Linked DNA regions of Homo sapiens: all the other regions are linked to region 3. The links are chromatin contacts, found by Hi-C or POLR2A ChIA-PET in ENCODE. All regions are on one chromosome and are shown on one strand. Each heading gives the region's core, a stretch centred on a gene start or an enhancer-like site at or near the end of the contact. The rest is flanking DNA. Distances are from core to core; before and after follow the strand shown. Region 1 holds the start of AFG3L2 (AFG3 like matrix AAA peptidase subunit 2). Region 2 holds the start of FAM210A (family with sequence similarity 210 member A). Region 3 holds the start of ZBTB14 (zinc finger and BTB domain containing 14). Region 4 holds the start of IMPA2 (inositol monophosphatase 2).

Region 1 (4,155 bases), core at 1,439-3,938, 7.1 Mb before region 3:
CAGGCTAGAGTGCAGTGGCGCGATCTTGGCTCACTGCAATCTCTGACTCCCAGGTTCAAGTTATTCTCCTATCTCAGCCTCCCGAATAGCTGGGACTACAGGTGCTTGCCACCATGCCCGGCTAATTTTTGTATTTTTTTTTTTTTTAGTAGAGATGGGGTTTCTTTGTTCCTTTTTTTTTTTTTTTTTGAGATGGAATCTCGCTCTGTCACCCAGGCTGGAGTGCAGTGACACAATCTTGGCTCACTGCAACCTCCGCCTCCTGGGTTCAAGCGATTCTTCTGCTTCTGCCTCAGCCTCCTGAGTACCTGGGACTACAGGCGCACGCCACCACACCCAGCTAATTTTTGTATTTTTAGTAGAGACGGGGTTTCACCATATTGGCCAGGCTGGTATTGAACTCCTGAACTCGTGATCCGCCCACCTCAGCCTCCCAAAGTGCTGGGATTACAGGCGTGAGCCACCTTGCCCGGCCTCTCTCTCTCTTACTTTCTTTCTCTTTCTTTCTCTCTCTCTCTCTCCTTTCTTTCTCTCACTCTCTTTCCTTCCTTGTTTCTTTTTCTTTCTTTTTTTGGCCTGCTTGCTGGTCTCAAACTCCTGACCTCAGGTGATCTGCCTGCCTTGGCCTCCCAAAGTGTTGGGATTACAGGCATGAGCCACCGTGCTGGGCCAATTTGTGTCATTTTCTTTTTTCCTGATTGCTCTGACTATTGATCTTCTCAAAGAACACACTTTGATTTCATTCATTTCTCTATGTCTTTTAGTTTTTAATTTTATTGATTTTTACTTTTATCTTCTTTCTGTTCTTTGGTTTTACTTCATTTTCTGTCTAGTTTTTTCTTTTTTGAAGCCGAGGTCTTTGTTTTGCCCAGGCTTGTCTGGAACTCTTGGGCTCAAGTGATCCTCTCACCTCAGCCTATTTCTGATACTGATTTCTAATTTAATTTCATTGTGGATAGAAAATATGTTTTATATGACTTGACTCCTCTTAATATTTTTATGGCCTACAATATGGTTTATTTTGATAAGTGCTCTGTGAAAACTTGAAAATAATGTGTATTCTGTTGTTATGAGTAGTTTTCTATAAATGTCTATTTGATTTAGTTGGTTGTGTTTAAGTCTTCTATATACTTACTATTTTCCTGTCTAATTGTTCTGTCAATTATCAAAAGAAGGATTTGAAATCTCCAAATATAATTGGAAGTTGTGGTTCTGTCAGTCTTTGCTCCATGTATTTTAAGCTTCTGTTAATGGGAACAAAGATGTTTAGGGTTGTTATGTCCTACTGATGAACTGACCCCTTTATAATAATAATAATAATAATAATAATAATAATAATAATTCTCTTGGCCAGATGTGGGTGGCTCACATCTGTAATCCCAGCACTTTGGGAGGCTGAGTCAGGAGGATTGCTTAAAGCCAGGAGTTTGAGACTAGCCTGGGCAACAAAGTGAGACTTCAACTCTACACAAAATAAAAAAAGTCGAGTGTGGTCGAGCGTGTGTGGTCCCAGCTACTTGGGAGGCTGAGGCAGGAGGATCCCTTGAGCCCAGGAGTTAGAGGCTGCAGTGAGCTACGATTGCACCATGGCATTCCAGCCTAAGTGACAGACTGAGACCCTGTCTCTGGAAAAGAAACCCGATCCTCTTCATCCTTAGTGATATTCTTTTCCCTGCAATTAATTTTCTTTGGAATTTCCTTGCCCTAAAATCTATTTGTCTACTCAGTTTTCTTTTGTGTGAGCATGGTATGATGGTGTATCTGGTATATCTTTTTGTTATTGTTTTACTGCCACTGGGGTAATCACAGGACTCACCTGGTTTTGTCTCCTGTCTCTCAAGGATTACTGTCCTTTGCCTGAGGTCCAGCGTCGCCAGCCTGGGCGACAGAGCGAGAGCCCGTCTCAGAAAAACCCCCAAGTCCCCCACCTCAGTTCAAAGACCTCTCCTTTTTCCTCCGCTGTCACGGTACAGGAAACAATGTGTAGTTTCCACTACCTGGAAGACTCGACTTGCTCTCCGAGAACCAGTTCCCCGACAGGGTTCCTAGAGCGCAGGCTGCACGGCACAGCCCCAACATTCCCTGCTGCTTGTGAATCTTCGCATCGCCCTCCCAGGGGTCAGGAATGTGTGCTTCGGTGTCTCCAGAGCCTAGCACCACCCCATGACTCAGCTGGCGCTCGGAGGGTCCTTCCATCTGCCGCCGCTGGGGCCTTCGCTACTTCCCCCTCGCTCCTACTGGCTGGCCCACCCGGCTGCCCAGGCTCGGAAGCCCAGGATCCCAGTCACGCGTCTCCCCTTAGTCCCCGCCTCCAGCCACGCCCCCCACACCCCTCCGTCGGCCCCGCCTCCAGCTCCTGCTCGCTCTCCTAGTCCTTCCTCGGCCCCACCTCCAGCCACGCCCCCCACGTGCGCCATCAGCCCCGCCCCCAGCTCTCGCTCGCCCTCCCGAGTCCTCCCTCGGCCCGGTCCCCGCCTCTAGCTCCCCCTTGCCCTCCAGGGTCCTTCTCGGCCCCGCCTCCTGCCGCGCCCCCAACGCTGCTCCGTCGGCCCCCGCCTCCGGTCCCGCCCCCATGCTCCTCCCATTTGGTCCTGTCTTCTGCACTGGCGGAGGTCGCGGCGGGCCTCGGAGAGGAGACGCCGACGTCAGCGCGCCGGGGCGGGGCTGGCGGCAGGAGACGCCGCGTTGAGAGCTTGGGCTCCTCCGTGAGCCGCCGGCGCGCTTCGCTGCCTGGCGGCCTTTCCCCGAGCCGAGCCCGCTTCCCGAGGCCGCCAGTCGTCGCCTGCCCGCGCCTGCGCAGCGTCCCGGGCCGAGAGGGCCACGGCGGCGGCCATGGCGCACCGCTGTTTGCGGCTGTGGGGCCGGGGCGGCTGCTGGCCCCGCGGCCTACAGCAGCTCCTCGTGCCTGGCGGCGTGGGCCCGGGCGAGCAGCCCTGCCTCCGGACGGTGAGTCCTACCTGGGCGCCCGGCGCCCTCCACCCTGCCTCGGGCCCACTTCCGGCTCGGGAGAGCGGACGTCAAGGTCACTGGCCCCCGCCCTCCGGCCGCACGCGGGCCGTCCCTGCCGAGGGCCTGGGCGCCCTGCGCTGTCTCTCAGCCGGCCCCGGGAGCGCCGATTCGCGCTCAGCCCTGCCTGTGGGATTCAAGTTTTGAAAACGCGCAGCTTCAGTAGAGCCGGGTTTTCGCGCTTCACCGGGGCGGTTGAAGCCTCGAAGGTCATGTTGGCTTGGTGGCCGTCCTTGTCCCCGCTTTCGTGTCCCCGGAGCACGGAACGAAGGCGTCTGTAATTTTGAGTCAGCAGCACGAGCACGATGTAGTCGCAAGGACGGGTTTTGGAGTCGGGCTGCCTAACCTCTCCGAGTCTCCGTGTTCCCGTCTGTTGAATGGGGCCATTGCGGGCATTCCAGGACTGGCAGTATTAGCTATTATTATTAAGAATGTCACCTTTTCATAGCAGGGACTCTGTGTTCGTTGCATATCAGGGCCTGCTCTCAGCAGGAGGCTCTTTCTCTGTTGGTAGCCATCCCTCTAGATACACACACGGGACCTGATACGTGTTTCTGACATAATGATAGAGTGTTGACAGAACCATGGCCGTGATCAGTCTCAATGAAAGGTTCACGTGTCGAATAGTCGCTCTCACTGTTTAAGTGACACGGTTCCTCAGCCTTGCACTGGTGTACGGGTGGTGGTTGAGGTCCCCGGGTCGGCCACGGGAACCTGGCTTGGCCTCCTGCTATCCCAGCGCCCTTGTAGTCAGCTCAACGTCTTCACTGTAAGGGGAGATAGGCTAGTGCCGGGGCTCACGCCTGCGATCCCAGCACTTAGGGAGGCCGAGGCGGGAGAATCGCTTGACTCCAGGAGTTGGAAACCAGCTTGGGTAGGGTAGCAGACCCTCCGATCTACGATTTTTATTTTTATTTTTATTTTTTAAGAGACGGGGTTTTGCTTCTTCGCCCAGGCCGGAGTGCAGCGGCGCAAACACAGCTCACTGCAGCCCCAAACTCAAGCGATCCTCCCGCCTCAGCCTCCGGAGTATCTGGGACTACAGCACCGTGGTTGATTTTTAAAAAGTTTCTGGAGAGGCCAGGCGCGGTAGCTCACGGCTGTAATCCCAGCAGGCGGGTGGATCACGAGGTCAGAAAATCGAGATCA
Region 2 (4,129 bases), core at 1,391-3,890, 8.4 Mb before region 3:
AGTCTCTTCAAAAAACGGTGCTGGGAAATCTAGACCACTCTCTCTCACCATATGCAAAAATCAAATCAAAATGGACTGAAAAATTTAATACCCAAAAGTATGAAACTACTTGAAGAAAACATTGTGGAAATGCTTCAAGACACTGGTCTGGGCAAAGATTTTTGTGGTAAGACCTCAAAAGCACAGGCAACAAAAGCAAAAACAGACAAATGGGATTACATCAAGCTAAAAAACTTCTGCACAGCAAAGGAAACAAGAGTGAAGAGATAACCTAGAGAATGGGAGAAAATATCTGCAAAACCATTCATCTGACGGGATTCACAACCGGAATACAGAAGAAACTCAACTCAATAGCAAAAAAAAAGAAGCAATCCTACTACAAATGGGCAAAAGATCTGAATAGACATTTCTTAAAAGACACACAAATGGCCAACAGGTATATACGTAAAAAATGCTCAATATCAGTAATATCAGGGAAATGCAAGTCAAAACCACAATGAGATACCATCTCATCTCGGTTAAAACGGCTTTTATCAAAAAGATTTTTAAAAAATGGATGCTGAGGCCGTCACGGTGGCTCACACCTGTAATCCCAGCACTTTGGGAGGTGGAGGTGGGCAGATCACTTGAGGTCAGGAGTTCTAGACCAGCCTGGCCAACATAGTGAAACCCCGTCTCTACCAAAAACACAAAAATCAGCCGGGCATGGTGATGTGCGCCTGTAATCCCAGCTACTCGGGAGGCTGAGGCATGAGAATCGCTTGAACCCGGGAGGTGGAGGTTGCAGTGAGCTGAGATCAAGCCACTGCACTCCGGCCTGGGCGACAGAGCAAGGCTCCGTCACACACACACACACACACACACACAAAAAAAAAAAAAAAAAAAAAAAAAAAAAAAGATGCTGATGAGGATGCAGGATGCAGAAAAGGGGGAACACTTGTACACTGTTAGGGAGAACGTAAATTAGCACAGCCACTAATTTACATACTGGGAAAAGTATGATGGAGGTTCTTCAAAAAACAAAAAATAGAACTAGTGCTATTGAGATGAGTTTCTTCTATATTCTGGTTGTTAATCCCCTGTCCGATGAACAGTTTTGCAAATCTGGGTACAGATCCAAAAGAAGGGAAATCAGTATATCTAAGAAATATCTGCAGTCTCAAGTTTATTCACAATAGTCAAGATATGGAATCAACCTAAGCGTTCATCAACAGATGAATAAAGATAATGTAGCATATATACACAATGGAATATTAGTCATTAAAAAGAATGAAATCCTGTCATTTGCAACAACATGGATGAAACCGGATGTCATTATGTTAACTGAAATAAGCCAGGCACATGAAGACAATATCATGTTGTTACTCATGTGGGAGCTAAAAATGTGGACCTGATGGAGGTAAAGAGTGGATTGGTGGTTACCACAGACTGGGAAGGGTAGCAGGAAGAGGAGCGGGATGAAGAAGAGAAATTGGTTAATGGGTACAAAAAACCCCAGAAGAAATAAAATCTAGTGCCTGATAGTACAGTGGGGTGGACACAGTTAACAATAACTTATTGTGTAGTTCAAAATAGCTAAAAGAAAAATTGGAATGTTCCCAACATAAAGATAAATGTTTGAGATGACAAATATCCCAATTGCCCTGATTTAGTCGTTACACATTGTATGCATGTATCAAAGTATCACCTGCACCTGCAAATATGTGCAACTTCTATGTATCAATTTAACAAATTGGGGGAAAAAAAACCCAAACCAAACTCAAAGTGGAATAATGAAAACACTCCATAGGGAAGAGAGCTGTCCCTCAGAATCTTCAAGAAACCTTCGAAAGGTGGTCGACTGACATGGAGATGGACACGCGATAAATAACCACACGAACATTTCGACCCGGCTTTCCAGTCACACCTCCGAAGCAAGCTATGTCTCTGCGTCATTTCAGCTCCTCAGGGTACGAGCGAGCAGGCCGCCAGGGCCGCCGGGATAAAGCCCAAGCGGGATAAGCTCTAAGTCCCGACCCGCCCGCTTGACCCTCTACCACGGGGCCCGAGAGGACGCACAGAGGCGAGAAGGGACTTCTCCAGCCAAGTTCACCCCCTCCGTCATTAGCGCGGCCTGTTACTCAACCTCTGGTTCAGGTTTCCGAAGCGCCGCTGAAGACAAACCTGCGGACCCCACGCCCCTCCCCAGCACGGCCCTGGGGCGCGAGCTGGAGCAGCTCTTCGAGCTGCTTCTCCCACCCGGGCTCGCCCAGTCTGGAGGAGGAACAGCGCCCGCCCACCCCAAGGAGTTCCCATTTTCCTTGGGACTGAGGACACAAGGCAATAGACCCACGCGTTGGGTAGTGAAGCACAGGGCTAATGCGAAGTGAGCCCATGTCAGGGGTGGGAGTGCCAGTTCCACCCCTCCACGGCGGCCGAGGGACAAACACAAAGAAAGGAAGGGCCGGAGTTCCAGCCGTCACACTCACCAGCACAGCCAAACGCGATTCTGTTTGCGGAAACGGCGGCCCGCGCCACGCGTGTCTGCTTACGTCACTTCCGGAGGTGCGAGAGTCACGTGGAGACGGTCAGGCGAGAGTGCCGCGACGCACGTCCTCCGCGCCGGAACTACGAGTCCCGACGTGCCGCGCGCGGCATGCAGAAGCTTCACTGAGCGGGCACTGGAGGTCGCGAGCACGTTGCTAGTGGGCGCGGCTGGCGGGGCCGGGGGCGGCAGGGGGCTAGCGTCCGGCTGAGCCCGGCGGGTTCCTGCACGCGGACCCACGCTTTGTCGGGCTGCTCTGCTGAGTGACACCGCCGTGGCATCCGAGGAGCTGTGGTCCAGCCTGCGCGGCGGGAAGCGGCGGCGGCGGCTCCAGCGTCCTAAGAGGTAGCATGGGCCCAGGCCTCTGTGGGGCAGCGGGAGGGGTCTAGAGGGCACCTTCAACCCTGGGCGTGTGTCCGGGAGCTGACTCGCGGCGCGAACCCGGCAACTGCTCCGCGTGCGCCGCTCTTCGGGCTGTGGCAGTGTACGACTGCCAGACGGGTCGTCCACACTCGCCGACCCCACAGACCCCGGCGGCCGAGAGAGGTCCCCCCGCCCTTCCGGGTCGAGCCAGTGTCCTGGCAAATCTTGCTTTGGGACTGTTTTTCAGCCTCCTTTGCTGTAACCCTTCACCGTGTTCTCCCCCCTTCTTCCGAAGCCAGTTGAAGAGGGGCCCGGAAGCGCCCGCGTTCGGAATGGTTTTTAAAATTAGCAATTTCTTATTAGGGACTGGCAGACTGGTCCTTACCGCCGTGTTTGGGAAGCCACAAGAGGCCATTCTTACCTGTTAGATTCTGAGAAAAGGGACCGCCTATACCTCTTCTTGACAAATACCTAAGGATGCATTAGTCTGCGTTGGCTGAACTTGGCATGGTGTGGTTTGGGGGAGACAACACACTTTTTTTGGCCATCACCCCAGATTTCTACTGGGGAGTGAAAGCGCCTACTGTACTGAAACTCGAAAGCTCCATAGTTGAGGACTTTCAACCTGAGATCAGGGTCAAAACTACCTGTGGATAGATTATTGAAGCGTGTGCATATTAACGTCGTGCGTCAAGTCCCCACCTTCCAAGGTTGTAAAACTGATCAGATTTACAATCCGTCTTGAATTACTCTTTACCAAAATTGATCCATTTAAAACAGCTTTGAAAATGTGCTTTACCAGCCTTCCTTCTTGTCAGTAGGCACAGGTATATTAATGAATAGACCTGGCTTTGGGGAAGGCAGCATTTGCAGCGTTGTGCTTTCCAATCTAATCACTTCTAAATTGTGGGCATTAGCCCATTTGAGGTTACAAACTTTGAACCAAGAATGAGGCCTATTTTTCACAAATAAGGATGACCCATCAATTTCTGATGACTGCTTGTATTTGTTATTATATGAAATGAGGTAAGTTGAGAATTAATCTCATTACATGAATATTGACAACTGCAAAAGTGTAGGTCTTACAGATCGAATGCATTATAGGCATATACAAGCATTAGAACCAGGCAATTACATTCCCTGTTCCTGATGCTTAAGTTTCTTGAGATAATTGCTGTTGTAATTTTACAGAAAATGAGTGTAATTTTGACTTTTAAAAACATGTTTTAATGTTTTTAAACA
Region 3 (4,288 bases), core at 901-3,400:
ACGCAGAATGAGTGGGAAACCCCATATGTGGTATGGGAGAAGGGGGAGCGCCAGCAGCAGATGCGCCATGACTTGAGTACTGGCCGTGTCCACACATTGTGCTAACTGCAGTGGCTGCTTTACTGCTTGGTGACGCAACCCTATGACAGAGTACTATTATTATCCCCCTATAAACACACAGCATCCACAGGATTGAAATGCAACTTCAAGAGCTACGCAAACAAGAATAAAGCGAGTACACGGTATCATGTCTGATGAGTGTGAACTTTCGTGGCAGAAGACTTGGTTCTGGTTCTGTCCAGGCCACTGGAACCCACTATCTGTGGGTGCAGGTGATTTTCCATCATGGAGCTAATACCTTAGCTGGGCATTATTTCACTTAATCCTTACAAGTGCCTTATTAGGTGCTTTCCATAGCTCTCCTTCAGCTGAGGTTTAGAGAAGTTAAACAATTTACCCAATATGTGAACTGGATATGTCTGACTCTACAACCGGTCTCTTCCATCCTATTTCCTCCATATAAGCCGTAACTTGGGTGCTTTTGTGAACATCAAAAAAGATGCGTATAAAGTCGCCTTGGGGAACGTTAAACCAAAGTCAATTAACATTACAAAATCAACTGAGGCCATATAGAACTTCCTTTAGAAAATTAACACATCCAATCATCATATTATTTCCCAAATGTTTACTTAGGTGCCTGTTGCAAGCACTATCTTATGTCATCTTCAATAAGCCCAAGAGGAAGCTTCTGCTCTAATCTTTAGATATTAAATTACGCGTTTCGGGGAAACTTCGCGTGTGAGGTAAAGCAACATGAGCGACTCTAAGGCGGCGCGGCATTGCTGTCCGGCCTCCTGCATCTCGGTGAGCAGAAAACGCGGGAGCGGGAGGGACTTCCCAGCTCCCGACGCCAGACACAGGCACAGCCGCCGCGTCAGAGGGAAGGCGACGTGGTTCAACAGCAACGGAGCCATTACTGGCGCTGAGCAGGGATGTTAAGGACAGAGCCAAGTTATCAGAGCTCTCCGAATCGAGTCCAGGGTCTGGACTGCCACAGACGGGTCGCCGCCTCCAGCCCCTGGACTTTTCCTTGGAGTGTCCGGGCGCGGACCTACTAGCTCCGAAGCCCTATGGGTGATCCCTTTCTGCTGGGCAACTGGGGTTGCGCTTTACACTACAAATCGAAGACGTCGCTTTTTCCATTTGTTCTGCAAGTGTTTATTGTGCACCGTCCACTCCCCCACAAACTCAATGTGCCGGCGGCAAGAGGCAAGACCGCAGACCCGTGGGCGCGCCTCCCGGTGTCGGCCGGTGTGCGCGGAGGGCGAAAGTGGCCGGGGCGCCCGCTCCGAGACGCGGCAGAGCCCCGCAGCCTCAGCGCCCGGCCTGCGCGCGCCCGGGGGAGGCTCTGGCCCACGCACATGCACACGCACGGGAGCGCTGGCTCCCGCGTCCCCGGCGCTGCGCCGGCGCCGGGCGCGGGCGGAAGCCCACGAACCAGGGCGGGAGGGAGCTTGAGGCGGGGCGGGTGTCCGCGAGCAGCGCTCGTGCTTAAGTTCCCTGGCTCCCGAAGCCCCGCCCTTGCCCCGCCCACTCCTTCTCCCGCGCGCGGGCTCCGCGCGCCCCAAGCCGCGCGCGTGCGCGCGCGTGCGCAGGCCAGGGCCCTCCGGGGGCGGCCCCGTAGTCTCCAACGAAAGCGTCGGCAAGGGCCCGGATTAACCCTTTCTTTGCTCGCCCACTTAGAGACCCGGTCGGGTTCCGTGCCTGCGCAAGCCGGCGGCGCGCCTTCCCCCCAGCCCGCACCGCGCATGCACGGGAAGGGGGGGGCGGTGGGGGTGTTCACGGCCGGCTAGACATTCTGTGCTCGTGCAGGAGGAGGGCTGCTACCATCAGGGACGTGCACGATTTCCCCCACCCCGCCCCCTCCCCAAACTCCAAAAAAAAATCCAAAACACACTGCCACCCACCGTGCCCCCGCGCCCCGAGCCCCTCCGGTCCCGGCCTGCGTTTGCTAGCGAGCGCGGGGAACCCACGGCAGTGTCTGTGCCTGTGCCAGGCTGCAGGTAAGCGCGGGCCAGGGTGCGGAAGGGGCTGGGGCCGTCCGCAAGGCGGGCGCGGGGGCGGCCGGCGGCTGGCGGGGCGGCCCGGAAGACGCGCGTTCTCGCCGAGCTCTGGGGCACCAGCCAGCTCCAGGATGTGCGGCGGCCGCCAGCGGCGCGGCGCGGTGCGAGCGGGGACGGGCGTGGGCCAGGGTTGGGCGTGGGGCCGGGGCGCCCCGGGGGCCGCGCGGGCCGGCGAGCGGGCTCGGGGAGCGGCCAGGCGGCGGCGGCCCCGCGCGCGCGCTCGCAGAGCCTCGGCGGCCGAGTTCATGGCCGCCCCCGCTCGCACCGCCGCAGTGCACCGCGGTGGGGGTGGGGACGGCCCGAACCCAGCGCGGAGCGCGGCCCGCCGGGCGCCGCCCCTCCGAGCCGCGGGCCCCGCCGCGCCGCCTACAGCCGCCGGCGGAGGAGGGGGCCGGGACCCAGCGCACGCACTCCCGGGTGCGCCCGCGGAGCTTGGGTTAGCCGGCCGCGCGCCGCCCCCGCCCCCGGCCGCGGGAGGGCGGGGGAGGGCCCGGCGCGAGCTGGCCGGGGAGTGCGCGGGGCGCGAGCTCCGGGCTCGCGGGCGGAGCGGGGCGCGGCGCGGCGCGGGGCTGCGGAGCCGGCCGCACGCCCGCTCCCGCTCGTCGCGCCGCCGGGGCCGCCGCGGGCCGCAGTCCCTCCCTGCGCGCTCCGAGCCGCGGTCCCAAGCCTGCGCTCGACGTCTGATTATGAAAGGGAAAGTGGCCCTTTCACCACCTGGCTCCCAGGCTGGGAGCTTTTGTCTGGGAAGGAGTGCAAACGGCCTCCTCCACTCCCCACCTCCCAGGCCCAAAGAAATTGAGAGGGAGGACTCGATACGCCTTGAGGGCTTCTTGGGTCTGCGCTTGGCTCCCTGCTTCCTCCCGACTCCGAAGTTGCAAGCTTGCAACAAGGAAGTCGTGCAGCCGCCATTGTCGGGCTGCCCGGGGCAGGGGAGGCGGCTGCAGCTGCTTATGTAAGTTTTTGGCTTTGCGGGAAGCCCGGCTCCCTGCACTGTAACGCGGCTTAGCGCGCCCGCAGTTTGGAGAGCAATTAGGAAGGGGCAGCCTTATTATGAAGGTGGTGTTGGGGCTACGTCTTTTCCTACACCTGCCTACACAGATGCTGGCAACAGCTGTCTTCCAGTTTTGACTCACCTGAACTGAGCAATTGGACATCTCAATGGCAAGGGGGGCGGGGCGGGGAGGAGGCGGCTTTGGACACACATGGTCTCTCTTCCAGGTCTCATACATCTTGAGAGAGAGAGGGGAGAGGGGCGAGTGGCCAAGTACACACTAGCCAAAACAACAACAACACATTGATATGTTGTCATAGCTAGTCTAAGGCCACTCCTCTCTCTGGTCCCATGCACTTTTATCCCACAAGCCCTAGGACGAGTTAGTGACAACAGTAGTAAGTGTCACAGTGTAAGGTTTTTGCTGGGCTGCCTAGCCTCTGGATGATTACAGGCCTGGGTGCTTCTAGGGAATAGAGAGGCAGAAACACGTAGAATGATCAAGTCAGAATCATCTTTTGGAAATGTTGCCTAACCTCAAACTTCAGATGAGACATCCCGCTTCTACGCTGGGTAGCTCGGTGTGTTCACTTTTCTTTAGAAGGAGCTTATTATGGGTTTCAAGGTGTTGGTCTCCAGGTTGGAGTCTTGTTCCATGGTTTTTGTGTAAGACTGTTACAGCCCAGTCCTTTGCTCCTACCACACCAAACAACTTATCTGTGTGGTCACTGTTCAGTAGAGGAAACTTTTTGTTTTTCAGGATATGGGTCTGCAGGATGGAGTTCTTCCGGTAAGAGTTAAAACTCACAAAAAAGCTGAAATTCTTTCACCCTTATTGTAGGGATAGAGGTAAAAACACCTGGATTTATCAAATACAATCTTAAAAACAAACGTGTATGCTATTAATACATCACACAGGTGCAGAAAGAAAAAGCAATCATTGTTCCCTCTCCTCCCATGTTACCTGTTGGGTTTATGTACTTCTATAGCTTTATTTGTAAGGTATATACTTCTATAGGTTTGTATGAGCCGAGAGAAAAATGTAGAGGGCTAACATACCCAGCGGGAAATGGGATAGGTGTAGGGGGCACGGTGCACTTGTTTTTTTCTATATCTGTGTAGCCATCAATCTCTGTACAAATATGGACATGAGCTTAGTGTGTGAGGAGAAATC
Region 4 (4,442 bases), core at 770-3,269, 6.7 Mb before region 3:
CATTTGTTAAATAATAACATAAAATTTTAAAATCTTCTGTTTCTTCAAGGATCTAAATTTGAAAACCACAGAAACTCCTAACTTAGCTCGCCAGGGTTTACACAGCAATGTCTGAATCCTAAGCTGGCTTTTCACTGCCTCAAGGAAGAAAAGTTTTACAGTAGAACCTAAAAGTTCCTAAATATCTGGCTGATGCTTGCTCTGGAAGGAAAGCTGGGAGGCAGGGAAGGATGGAAGGAGAACCCGTGTTCCATGCACACAGCAGCTCTGCTTTCCAGGAAGAACGCTTGCACTGAAGCTACAAGCTTCATCTGCCTTGCAGGAAGGTTTAGGGTCCTCCTTTTCCTACAGGAGGGAAAGGTCAAAGGGTGGAGTTTCGCAACACTCTTAAATTCATTCATTCTTTACGGTCTGAGGCTTGGGTTCTTCAAACTACAAAGGGAAGGAAGGCCCTTCAACAAAAAATGAGTCTACTTAGTATTGCAGATTAATTTTTAAACAGGATTAGAGGATTTGCACCAAGGTAAAGCACTATCCACTTTATGACGACTCACTTCAAATTTAAGATTGATAACAGTCCGATTTCAACATCTAGGGAAACTGGTAGAGCATTTTCGGACTGTCAGACCTCAAAAAAGAAAACAAATGTTTGAATATAAAAGGCCAATCTGCTCTCAGCACACCTCCTGTCTCTAAAATCCCCGAAAACAATCACTTTTTTTTTTTTTTTTTGAGACGGAGTTTTGTTCTTGTTGCCCAGGCTGGTGTGCAATGGCGCGATCTCAGCTCACTGCAACCTTCGCCTCCCAGGTTCAAGTGATTCTCCTGCCTCAGCCTCCCAAATAGCTGGAACTAAGGCACGCGCCACCATGCCCAGCTAATTTTGTATTTTCAGTAGAGACGGGGTTTCACCATGTTGGTCAGGCTGGTCTCGAACTCCTGACCTCAAGTGGTCCACCCGCCTCGGCCTCCCAAAGTGCTGGGATTACAGGCGTGAGCCACTGCGCCCGGCCCACAATCACATCCTAAGAGACAAACATGGAGTAAGCCATCTTACAGTCCTGGGAGAACCAACACTCGCTTGCCTACCACTACCGTCGGTGTGTCAGGCACTGCTAAAGGTACTGAGGAAAGTGGAAGGAACAATCACAAAAATGAAAAAGAGAAGAGAGGAACTGCACTCCATTTTAAACTCTGCTCGCTGGTTTTCGGTAGCTCTGCGGCTCGGTTTTCATCCTTCCGGGCAGTGTAACAAGTTCCTCCTGAACTCTGAGTCCGTGGCCGTCGCGGAGCTGAGCCACTTTCAGGGTGTGGGTCAGAGTAAGTTTGGGTTGAGGATGCTGCAGCCAGGACAATCAAACGGCAGCCCAGCCAGATCCCCACGCGGCTGGGGCTTAGCCCCGGGCTTCCTACCGCGAGCTGAATCCGTTCATAGGTCCTTAAAAATCAACAGCCCCGTACGCTACCCCTGGAGAGATTTCTACATTCTGACCACTCACTCAAACGCAAAGGTCACGTTAGCCGCTGAACTCCAAAGCAGAGGGGCTCGCCGCCAGGGCTCCGGGAGTTGGAGAAGGGCGCGGGAGGTGTGTCCAGGACACCAGCACAAAGGCTCCTTTCACCGCTCCGCGCCCCGCGCCCTCGGGTGCGGACCCTGGGCGCCCGCCGGCTGCGCGCCAGGACCCCGCCACTCCAGGCGGCTCCCAAGGCCCACGCGCTTCTGCTCCGCCCGGACTTCCGAGCCCAGCCGTGGCGCTCACCTGTCCTGCCCGCAGCGCCAGCTGCACGGCCGCCTGGAAGCACTCCTCCCAGGGGCCGGCCGCCAGCGCCGCCTGGTCCTCGCCGCTCGGCTTCATCGCGGCCTCGCCGGGCCCCTCCACCTCCAGCCCCCCTCGGCGGGACTCCGGCTCCCACCGGATCCCGCCGTCCCGCCGCCAGGCTCCACACTCCCTGTGCCTGCTCCCGCAGCTCTGTGCCTAGTCCGCCGCCCGTCCCACACCTGCGCTGGCGGGAAGGGCAGCCAGCGGGCCGCGGGAGCCGTGCGTCCTGCTTTCCGCTCCCCACCCTCCGCCCCGCCCCGTGCCGAGCCCAGCCCAGCTCCCCGCCCCGCTCCCCGCCCAGCTCCCTGCTCCCGCGTCCGGCCCCGCTCTGCATTCCCCACCTCGCCCCTCGCAGAGCTCGGCCCCGCCCATTCCCCCCTCTTCCCCGCCCCTTGACGCTCCCGGCCCCGCCCCGCACCCGTTGCTGCTCCTGGCCTCTTCCCGCGCCGTGCCCGGCCCCGTCCTGCACCGCCCCTCCCGCTCCCGGCTGCGCCCCGTACCTGGCCCCGCCCCTCTGGGCTAGCCCTGAACACAAATCAGTGCCGAGCCTGGTCCCTCTCCGCTCCGCGCTTTACCTCCAGCCCCGCCCCTGTGGTGCAGCATCACCCTCCCCGCTCGAGGCGGACCCAACCCTGCTCCGCCGTGCCCCGTCCCGCAGCGCGCAGAGCGGGCTCCAACTCCTCTGAGCCTCGAGCCCCGCCTCCCTCAAGTTGAGCCGGGCCCGTGTCCAAGCCCCGCCCCACCGCCGCGCGCTGAGACAGGCCCCACCCCCGGCTCGTGCAGAACTCCGTACTGTTCTGGGTCAAGCGCGCGGAGGGCGGCTTGGGCCACCGCAGAGCTGGGAGGGAGGAGCTAGGAGCGGCTGTTTTGGGGGCCCGGGGCAGCTACTGTCTGGGTGGGACCGTGCGGTGCCGGCCCAGCCCCGGAGGTGCCGGGGAGCGTCCCGTCCGCGGATCCCCGCGCACGTGGTGCCGGGCGTCCCTTCATGGTCTGTGGCCGGATTCGGGCTCGAGCGCCAGGGGCGGCTGGGCCAGCACCTTCCGACCGGTCGCTTTTTGTTCGCGGAGGCCGCTGGGCGCTAGGCGTCGTTCTCGGCCTCGCAGGAGCTCAGACCGCCGAGCGCACAAGGCCGCAGTGTTCCTGCAAGCGGCCGCCCCGCGCGGCAAGTTTGGTCGCAAACAAGCTCTCCCTCCGCTAACCCCAAACACTGCGAGGACAGCGGCTGGACTTTATAAACTCTTCACACCCAAAACTCGAATTTGGAGACGGAACTGTGATTGCGATGAGCCTCTGTAGTGAGGAATGACCTTTCCAACCTTGGATTCTCTTGCTGGCCCATGTAAACATAAATAGGAGGCATTTCCCGAAAGAGTGGCCGCGTGGTTTCCAAGGTTAATTTCATAAGCCGCTCTGCCTGCCCGTTTTATAAAAGATGCTAACCCACGTAAAATTATTCTGGAGTGCCACTTCGGAGTCTGGGAGAATAATGGGAGTTTGTACAAGAACCTTGATGGGGCATTTTTTACACACTTAACCTAATAATGAAATTAAACGTTTTTAGTTTTTGAGTACTTTATGCTGAAACACCTTGTGGAGAAACTTTAAGTGTACCGTATAAGAGACAAAAAGTACAAACAGGAGGAATTACAAACAGGAAATACAAACACGCAGATATGGGTACAACTTTAGGGACTCTGGCCTCACCCAGAGCCCTAATCCTACGGCTCAGAAAACTAGACCAATTGCCCTGCCTCCCACCACGCCAGTTTGGGGCAGCTAAGGGCGCACTCCCCTCCATCTTTTTTGGGTTCTTATGTTTTTATGATGTTTAAGACAGAGGCCGGGTGCGGTGGCTCACGCCTGTAATCCCAGCACTTTGGGATGCCGAGGCGGGCGGATCACGAGGTCAAGAGATCGAGACCAGCCTGACCAACAAGGTGAAACCCCGTCTCTACTAAAAATACAAAAATTAGTTGGGCGTGATGGCAGGTGTCTGTAATCCCAGCTACTCGGGAGGCTGAGACAGGAGAATCCCTTGAACCTGGGAGGCTGAGGTTGCAGTGAGCCGAGATGGCGCCACTGCGCTCCAGCCTGGCGACAGAGTGAGACTCCGTCGCAAAAAAAAAAAAAAAAAAAAAAAGACAGCAGGACTTCAGAATGCACTTAAGATTGTGCTGTGAATGCGTTACTTTAAAAGAAATGCATTCTCTTGTTGATTTTCATGACAGGTTTTCATTAGCGGTCACTTCCAACACCAAGCAAACAAAGAAGTGGCAAAATGTCTCTTCCGCCTCTTCCCAGTTCTCCTTTCTGAACACCTCTGCCTGTGCTCCTGGTACTGTCACCCCATCTGGAAGCTCAGTTATATCTTTAGATAAACTTTCATGATAGATCCCAGCTTATCTAAACAACTGGAAAAAGAGTTAACTTTCTTTCCCAAATGACATATCTTAAGGCAGCGTAGTGTGGTTTTTAACAGCATGAGGCTTTGAAGCAGCCAGGTTTCCTAAATTAAAATATTGGCCTCTCTTCTTCCTTACTGTGTGGATTTGAGCAAGTTAAAAATAACCGGTTTTGCCTGTTTCTTCAACTGTAAAGTGGTCTTTGTAACCATTGTATGGG

The links. Hi-C counts contacts between places; a loop is a spot of excess contacts on that map. ChIA-PET counts read pairs that join two places held with the same protein, here RNA polymerase II (POLR2A). Pooled maps may share reads with other maps.
Region 1: a loop to region 3 is called in a map of CD8-positive, alpha-beta T cell, with 20 times the contacts of the local background. The contact joins the promoter of AFG3L2 here to the promoter of ZBTB14 in region 3. A Hi-C loop is called at or near these places in 5 of 168 maps with a recorded cell type or tissue (CD4-positive, alpha-beta T cell, CD4-positive, alpha-beta memory T cell, CD8-positive, alpha-beta T cell and 2 more) and 11 of 50 pooled maps. POLR2A ChIA-PET finds 5 or more read pairs at or near these places in 1 of 52 experiments (CD4-positive, alpha-beta memory T cell).
Region 2: a map of naive thymus-derived CD4-positive, alpha-beta T cell shows a loop between it and region 3 (32-fold over the local background). The contact joins the promoter of FAM210A here to the promoter of ZBTB14 in region 3. A Hi-C loop is called at or near these places in 2 of 168 maps with a recorded cell type or tissue (both naive thymus-derived CD4-positive, alpha-beta T cell) and 14 of 50 pooled maps.
Region 4: a map of CD8-positive, alpha-beta T cell shows a loop between it and region 3 (17-fold over the local background). The contact joins the promoter of IMPA2 here to the promoter of ZBTB14 in region 3. A Hi-C loop is called at or near these places in 3 of 168 maps with a recorded cell type or tissue (CD8-positive, alpha-beta T cell and naive thymus-derived CD4-positive, alpha-beta T cell) and 14 of 50 pooled maps. POLR2A ChIA-PET finds 5 or more read pairs at or near these places in 1 of 52 experiments (BJ).

Annotation. Positions count from the first base shown.
Region 1 is chr18:12,375,760-12,379,914 of GRCh38, reverse strand. It overlaps AFG3L2 (AFG3 like matrix AAA peptidase subunit 2), which reads left to right and starts at 2,688. Exons shown (of 17, transcript NM_006796.3): 1 at 2,688-2,946. The coding sequence starts at 2,833. RefSeq lists enhancers at 1,390-1,919, 1,920-2,451 and a silencer at 2,224-3,123.
Region 2 is chr18:13,725,069-13,729,197 of GRCh38, reverse strand. FAM210A (family with sequence similarity 210 member A) reads left to right here and starts at 2,640. Exons shown (of 4, transcript NM_152352.4): 1 at 2,640-2,869. It overlaps RNMT (RNA guanine-7 methyltransferase), which reads right to left and starts at 2,525. Exons shown (of 12, transcript NM_003799.3): 1 at 2,469-2,525. RefSeq lists an enhancer at 2,537-3,462.
Region 3 is chr18:5,293,588-5,297,875 of GRCh38, reverse strand. ZBTB14 (zinc finger and BTB domain containing 14) reads left to right here and starts at 2,150. Exons shown (of 4, transcript NM_001243702.2): 1 at 2,150-2,224; 2 at 3,875-3,904. RefSeq lists enhancers at 942-1,101, 819-1,504, 2,193-2,879, 2,880-3,567 and silencers at 1,312-1,731, 1,812-2,751.
Region 4 is chr18:11,979,084-11,983,525 of GRCh38, reverse strand. IMPA2 (inositol monophosphatase 2) reads right to left here and starts at 2,019. Exons shown (of 8, transcript NM_014214.3): 1 at 1,761-2,019. The coding sequence starts at 1,856. RefSeq lists silencers at 1,482-2,961, 2,802-3,096.